Linked DNA regions of Homo sapiens: region 1 is linked to region 2. A link is an interaction called in ENCODE POLR2A ChIA-PET data of the cell type or tissue named here. Cell type or tissue: CD4-positive, alpha-beta T cell. All regions are shown on one strand. Each heading gives the region's core, and the rest is flanking DNA. Links, peaks and the distances in the headings are about the cores only. Region 1 overlaps PLXDC1 (plexin domain containing 1). Region 2 has its middle 13 kb from the start of STAC2.

Region 1 (2,735 bases), core at 236-2,735, 150 kb before region 2:
GTCTGATGGGTCCCCCAGTTCCCCGCTGCTGTGGAGAGAGAGGAGGCCCACAGAGGCGGCCTGACCGCGGTACTGTGCTGGCACTCCAGACGCCCTGTTCCCACCCGTCATCCTGCAGGCCTCTCCTCTCTTCTGCTGCCCCCACAGTCCAGGCTGCCTGCTTCTCCTGCTGTGGATGCCACTGCCCCCACCCTAGCTTCCCCTTGTTTCTTCCTGATTACTGTTTCTTGCTTTTGCCACCACTGGAGAATGAGGTCATGGGAGCAGTGGGGGACGGCAGTGCTCAGGTGGTGAATGGACTGGGGACCCTGGAGACTGAGGTGAATTTCCCACGCCCCCTCTGAGGGCTGCTCAGAGAGTACTTATCTTGGAATCCATCTCCCCGCAACACACACCCACTGACTCCCATGGGGAGAGGCAGTGGAGAGGACTTTAGCCTTGGTCTTCCTTTCCTACCAGGAGGATGACAGCTCCAGCCCTGCAGCTCCTTCCTTCGCCCGACTCCTGCACTGGAGCCGGATGGTTTAGAATGAGATCCAGGCCTCCTCCCACGTCTCCCTCCCTTCCTTCCATCCCAGGCAGATCAGGGAACTTGCTCCTCCTCAGGAAAGCAGCTGGACAGAGTGGGTGGGATGAGGAGTCCAGGTGGTCCCCAAGGCGAGCACTGCGCAGGTGTGGGCTTTATGAGAGAGGAGATGAGCTACAGCTGCAGAGACTCAGACATATCAGGTTGAGAGAGCAAGGGAGTTAAGAAGTCAAGTTGGCTGTACACCTGTAATCTCAGCATTTTGGGAGGCCGAGGTAGGTGGATCACTTGAGGTCAGGAGTTTGCAACCAGTCTGGCCAACATGGTGAAACCCCGTCTCTACTAAAAATTTAAAAAATTAGCCAGGCGTGGTGGTGAGCACCTGTAATCCCAGCTACTTGGGAGGCTAAGGCGGGAGAATTGCTTGAACCCGGGAGGTGGAGGCTGCAGTGAGCTGAGACTGCACCACTGCACTCCAGCCTGGGCAACAGAGTGAGACTCTATCTCAAAAAAAAAAAAAAAAAAAAAAAATCAAGTTGTCTTGCCATTCATTCATAAGTGGGGAAACTGAGGTTCAGACAGATTAACCCATAGACAGATACAACTTTGTATAGCACTTTACTTTTTCATTTATTTATTTATTTAGAGACAGGGTCTCGCTCTGTCACCCAGGCTGGAGTGTAATGGCGCAATCACAGTTCACTGCAGCCTTGACCTCCCAGGCTCAGTAATCCTGCCTCAGCCTCCCAAGTAGCTGGTATTACAGGCACACCCCATCATGCCTGGCTAATTTTTGTATTTTTAGTAGAGATGGGTCTCCCTGTACTACCCAGGCTGGTCTCCAACTCCCGGGCTCAAGCAATCTGCCTGCCTCAGCCTCCCAAAGCGCTGAGGTTCTAGACATGAGCCACCACACAGGCCACATCTCTTTACAATTTACCAAGCCTAGCCATTAAGTAGACGGAAAACATCTACTTAAACGAGAAAACTACAAGAGCACAGCGCCACCATGCAGCACATTTGTTGACTCCTTCAGCATGTCGGTGCAGACACCTGCTCTGTGCAGGGGCTGTGCTGAGTGCAGAGCACTCTGTTAGCTCGCAGCCTTGCAGGTTCCCTGGAGCTGCACCATCTCATTTCCCCTTACAACTTCCTGAGGTGCACAGACAGACATCGCTGCTCTCCCCACTTTACAAAGGAGAAAAGTGAGATCGGAGAGGGGACGTTATTTGCCCAAAGCCACACAGTCTTTGTTTTAAAATCAGAGGCTAGACTTTTAAAAAACCTCAGGGCTGGAAGCCACTGTGGCTCCAGAAAGTCACCAAAGTTGTGAGTGCAGATAAATATTTAACAACTGCCTGGGGGCTGGGGTGCAGGTAGGGGCAGAGGAGTCCTGAATTGCCGTTGTTGCCAATTTCTGTGGTGTAAATACTTCCACGGTAGCTGACTTCCAGCTACCCTTTCAAAAAAGTTACTGAACATGGAGTTAGGAAGAGACATGTTCAGTTGCCTCTCACCCAGCTGCATACATGATCTCCAGCACACCCCTGCTGAGAGCTTCCTGATTTGTGTTTCTAAAAGAGTCAAAGGGAAACATTTACATTTCTTTCTTTTTTGTTTTGTTTTGTTTTGTTCGAGACAGGGTCTCACTCTGTTGCCAGGCTGGAGTGCCGTGGTGCAATCACGGCTCACTGCAGCCTTGGCTTCGTGGGCTCAAGTGATTCTCCCACTTCAGTCCCTGCCCCCAGCTCCACCTCCCCCACCAAAGGCTCATGCCCTGGTAATTTTTTTTTATTCTTTGGTAGAGACAGGGTCTCCCTATGTTGCCCAGGCTGGTCCCAAACTCCTGGCCTCAAGCAATCCTCCCGCCTCCAATTCCCAAAGTGCTGGGGTTACAGGCGCGAGCCACTGCGTCAGGCCACATCTCTTTACAATTTACCGAGCCCAGTTGTTTATTTAAAAATAAAAACATTTATTTAAAAATTACGGGCACAGTGGCTCATGCCTGTAATCCCAGCACTTTGGGAGGTCAAAGTGGGCGGGTCACCTGAAGTCAGGAGTTTGAGACCAGCCTGGCCAACATGGTGAAACCTCATCTCTATAAAAATACAAAAATTAGCCAGGCATGGTGGCACGCGCCTGTAATCCCAGCTACCCGGGTGGCTGAGGTAGGGGAATCGCTGGAACCCGGGAGGCAGAGGCTGCAGTG
Region 2 (3,015 bases), core at 320-2,819:
AAAAGGCCCACCCACAGGCTGACTGTATTTGTCCATAAACATGGCCTGCTCCAAGCCCCAGGGCAAGGAAGGGGCAAAAGGACCAGCCCCACTGGAGCTCCTGGGCTGCTCTAATGGGGAGCCCTCCTGGGCAAACCTCCCTCTCCTGGAAGCGCCACCCCCTGGAGTGTTTCCACAACAAGCTGGGCTGTGTTCTGTAAACTCCAGTCCCCTAGCTAGGTAGCCCCCAGCTAAAGGACAGGTGTCCTGCCACCAGTGCATGTGTGCGTATGTGTGTGTGTGTGTGTGTGTGTGTGTGGTCAGGCAGAGGAGGGAGGGAGGGCAGTGGGCATCAGAGGCCCTTTTGCAGGTCCCTGTGACGCTGTGTCTGCCTGTCCTGTCCCCTAGAGTGGACAGGCTTCTCCCGTGGCGTCAGGGGAGGGGCCGATCCCAGGGGTCTCCAGGATTCTGTGTGGCTTATGGATCTGGGGCCAATCTTGAAACCTGAGGGTGCCCCTCATTGCCCCTGGGCCTCTTGGGGACCAGTAGAGGACTGGACATCCATCCTTGTGACTTTGTTTTGCTGTACCCTCCCCTTCAAGTTAATGATTGCTGGGGAGCCCTTGGGACCCAGATCTTGATTCCCCCCAACCTGGGCTGCCCCCACAGGTCCGGAGTGTGCTAGAGCCCTGGGTGCTCAGCCAATAAGAGGCCCAGGCCCCGCCCCACCCTTTTGCGGGTGTGCTTCTGTGTATAAAGGTAGAGGCCCCAGGTGAGGGGCCAGTGGGTGCAGCCCAACCCCACGCTGAGCTGTTTCACAGCCGGCCCTGCCCCCTCTCCAAGATGCTGTTTTGGCACAACCAGCCGGAGCATCTATGGCCCAGTCCTGGGGACCTATACCCTGGGCCCCCCAGCAGCCTGCTCAGGTAAGGGCTGGATCCCCCAGGTCCCGGGGAAAGTGCTGGTCTGAAGTTGGAGTGGACATCATCCATTTCAAGCTGAGGGAAGTGGGGCTCCCATTCCCGGGCTCCTCTGGAGATGGGGAAGTGGTCAAATGTACCTGGAGTTCAGTGTGTCCTGGGACATCTCAAAAACACCCTGATCCCACTTAGGACATTTTTGTTGGGAATTTACTCAGTATCAGGCAAGCTTTGAGGTTGCAAAGACAAGTAATTGATGGCAGCTGTTGAGTAGAACAGCCACAAATCTGAGATCAGCACCTTCAGGGAGGCCTCCTGGAGGCCTGAGGAGCTGAATGGGGGTCCCTTTGGCCCTGGCTGCAGCTTGGGGACCTGCTACAGGAAACTGTGGGTTCCCCAGAGGGAAGGTCTGGCATAGAGAGTCAAAGACCTTTAGAAAAGGGGATGGACAGGGCAGAAAGCTGGCAGAGCCCTCCTCTTCCTGGCAGGGAGCCCCTGCCCTTGCCCTACTTGAAGCAGGAGGAGCTGCCCAACATCCCTGGCACGGAGCTGCCCTGCCCCATGTTCTAGTACGTGCTCTGTGCAGCCACCTCGCCAGCCGTGAAGCAGCAGGAGGAGACCCTCACCTACCTGAACCAGGGTATGCTAGGCCTGGGAGAGGGGAGGAGCTAGTGGGCAGTGAGCTCGGGAAGCTGGGCTCAGGGTGAGCTGGAGGTGGTAGGTGCCACTCTGCCCCTCAGAGTGGGGCTCACGCAACCCCTTAATCCCTCCCACGCCAGTCCTATGAGGTCCGGATGCTCTGCAGCTCCAAGCCGTGTGATGCCACCCAGTGCCCCCAGCTGCTGAAGGTGGGTACACTCCTCCCCGGAAGTGGCAAAGGCTGGGTATGACTGTTTCTCTGGGCAAGAAGCCAATGTCATCACAGTGATATCATCGTCACGGAGAACCCTCTCACGTCCGTCATTTAATTGGACCCTCACAACAGCTCCGTGGTGGGCAAGAATTGAAGAAACAGGCACAGAGAAGTTAAGTGTTTTCTCAAGGACACAGAGCCAGCAAGTAGCAGAACTGAGATTTAGAAACACATTTACACAGTGTAGGCTGGCCACAGTGGCTCACGCCTGTAATCCCAGCACTTTGGGAGGCTGAGGCGGGCGCATCACCTGAGGTCAGGAGTTCAAGACCAGCCATGGTGAAACCCCGTCTCTACTAAAAATGCAAAAATTACCTGGGCATGGTGGTGCACACCTGTAATCCCAGGTACTCGGGAGGCTGAGGCATGAGAATGGCTTGAACCCAGGAAGCAGAGGGTGCAGTGAGCAAAGATCGCACCACTACACTCCAGCCTGAGCAACAAAGCAGACTCTGTCTCAAAAAAATAATAATAATAAAAATAAAATTAGAAATATATTTACACAGTGTTATTCACACACATGACCTTTTCTCAAAAAATTACCTATTTAGCCCCCATTCTATGCCAGAAAATGTTCCATGAGCTAGGGATTCATCAGTAATGAGACAGATGTGGCTCCCTTCCTCAGGAGGCTTGCATTCTACTAAGACAAACAAGTAATTACACATATTCTGTGAAATGACCAACAGTGACATGTTGCAAAGAAATGGGTGGCGTGCCTAGGGTGGGAAGGCATTAACTCCCCCTTTTTACAGATGAGGAAACTGAGGCTCAGGGTCTCTAGATTACTTCTCTGGTTCACAGTCGTGAGTGGCAGATGGGCATTTGAACACGCATTGGTGATTCTAAGTCCTAATGCCTCCTGGGGTAGGAAGGGAGGTGTGGGAAGGTCAGCCTACACAGGTGTGAAAACTGGGTCCTCAATGCTGGCGTCCTCTGACTGTGCGCCACGCCCTCCTGTGGCTGCAGAGTGTGGTGCAGGTGATGTTCCACGACCCGCACCTGCAGTACACAGAGCAGCAGCGGCAGCTGGCTGGGTGGAGGTGGAGCCGGGCCCAGGGACCGCATCCTGGACATCGATGAGTGGGGAAAGGCCGGGGGCCCTTCGAGCCTGAGCTCTGGCTCAGGAGTCCTTGTGGACTGGGAAGGCTGAGCCTGGCTCCCTGCTTGCCACCCTGTGCCTGCAGATGTGCCACTGTCCGT

Evidence for each region. Peaks named below come from ENCODE experiments on the same cell type or tissue, not always from the same donor. Only the 100,000 strongest peaks of a DNase experiment are listed, where the experiment ranks them.
Region 1: POLR2A ChIA-PET joins it to region 2 with 6 read pairs; 3 of 35 experiments call an interaction of 5 or more read pairs at or near these places.

What each region holds. Positions count from the first base shown.
Region 1 is chr17:39,090,926-39,093,660 of GRCh38, forward strand. All of the region lies in intron 7 of PLXDC1 (plexin domain containing 1), which reads right to left. It also overlaps the pseudogene RDM1P5. Among named protein-coding and RNA genes, the nearest start is that of PLXDC1, 59 kb to the right of the region's middle. RefSeq lists an enhancer at 2,079-2,148. In CD4-positive, alpha-beta T cell, for the core only: CTCF peaks have their summits at 1,504 and 1,705; DNase peaks (open chromatin) are centred at 1,566 and 2,086; H3K4me3 peaks cover 930 bases; H3K27ac peaks cover 2,350 bases.
Region 2 is chr17:39,237,009-39,240,023 of GRCh38, forward strand. It overlaps the pseudogene LOC101929578. Among named protein-coding and RNA genes, the nearest start is that of STAC2, 13 kb to the left of the region's middle. In CD4-positive, alpha-beta T cell, for the core only: a CTCF peak has its summit at 2,754 (motif pointing left); DNase peaks (open chromatin) are centred at 1,763 and 2,773; H3K4me3 peaks cover 983 bases; H3K27ac peaks cover 1,864 bases.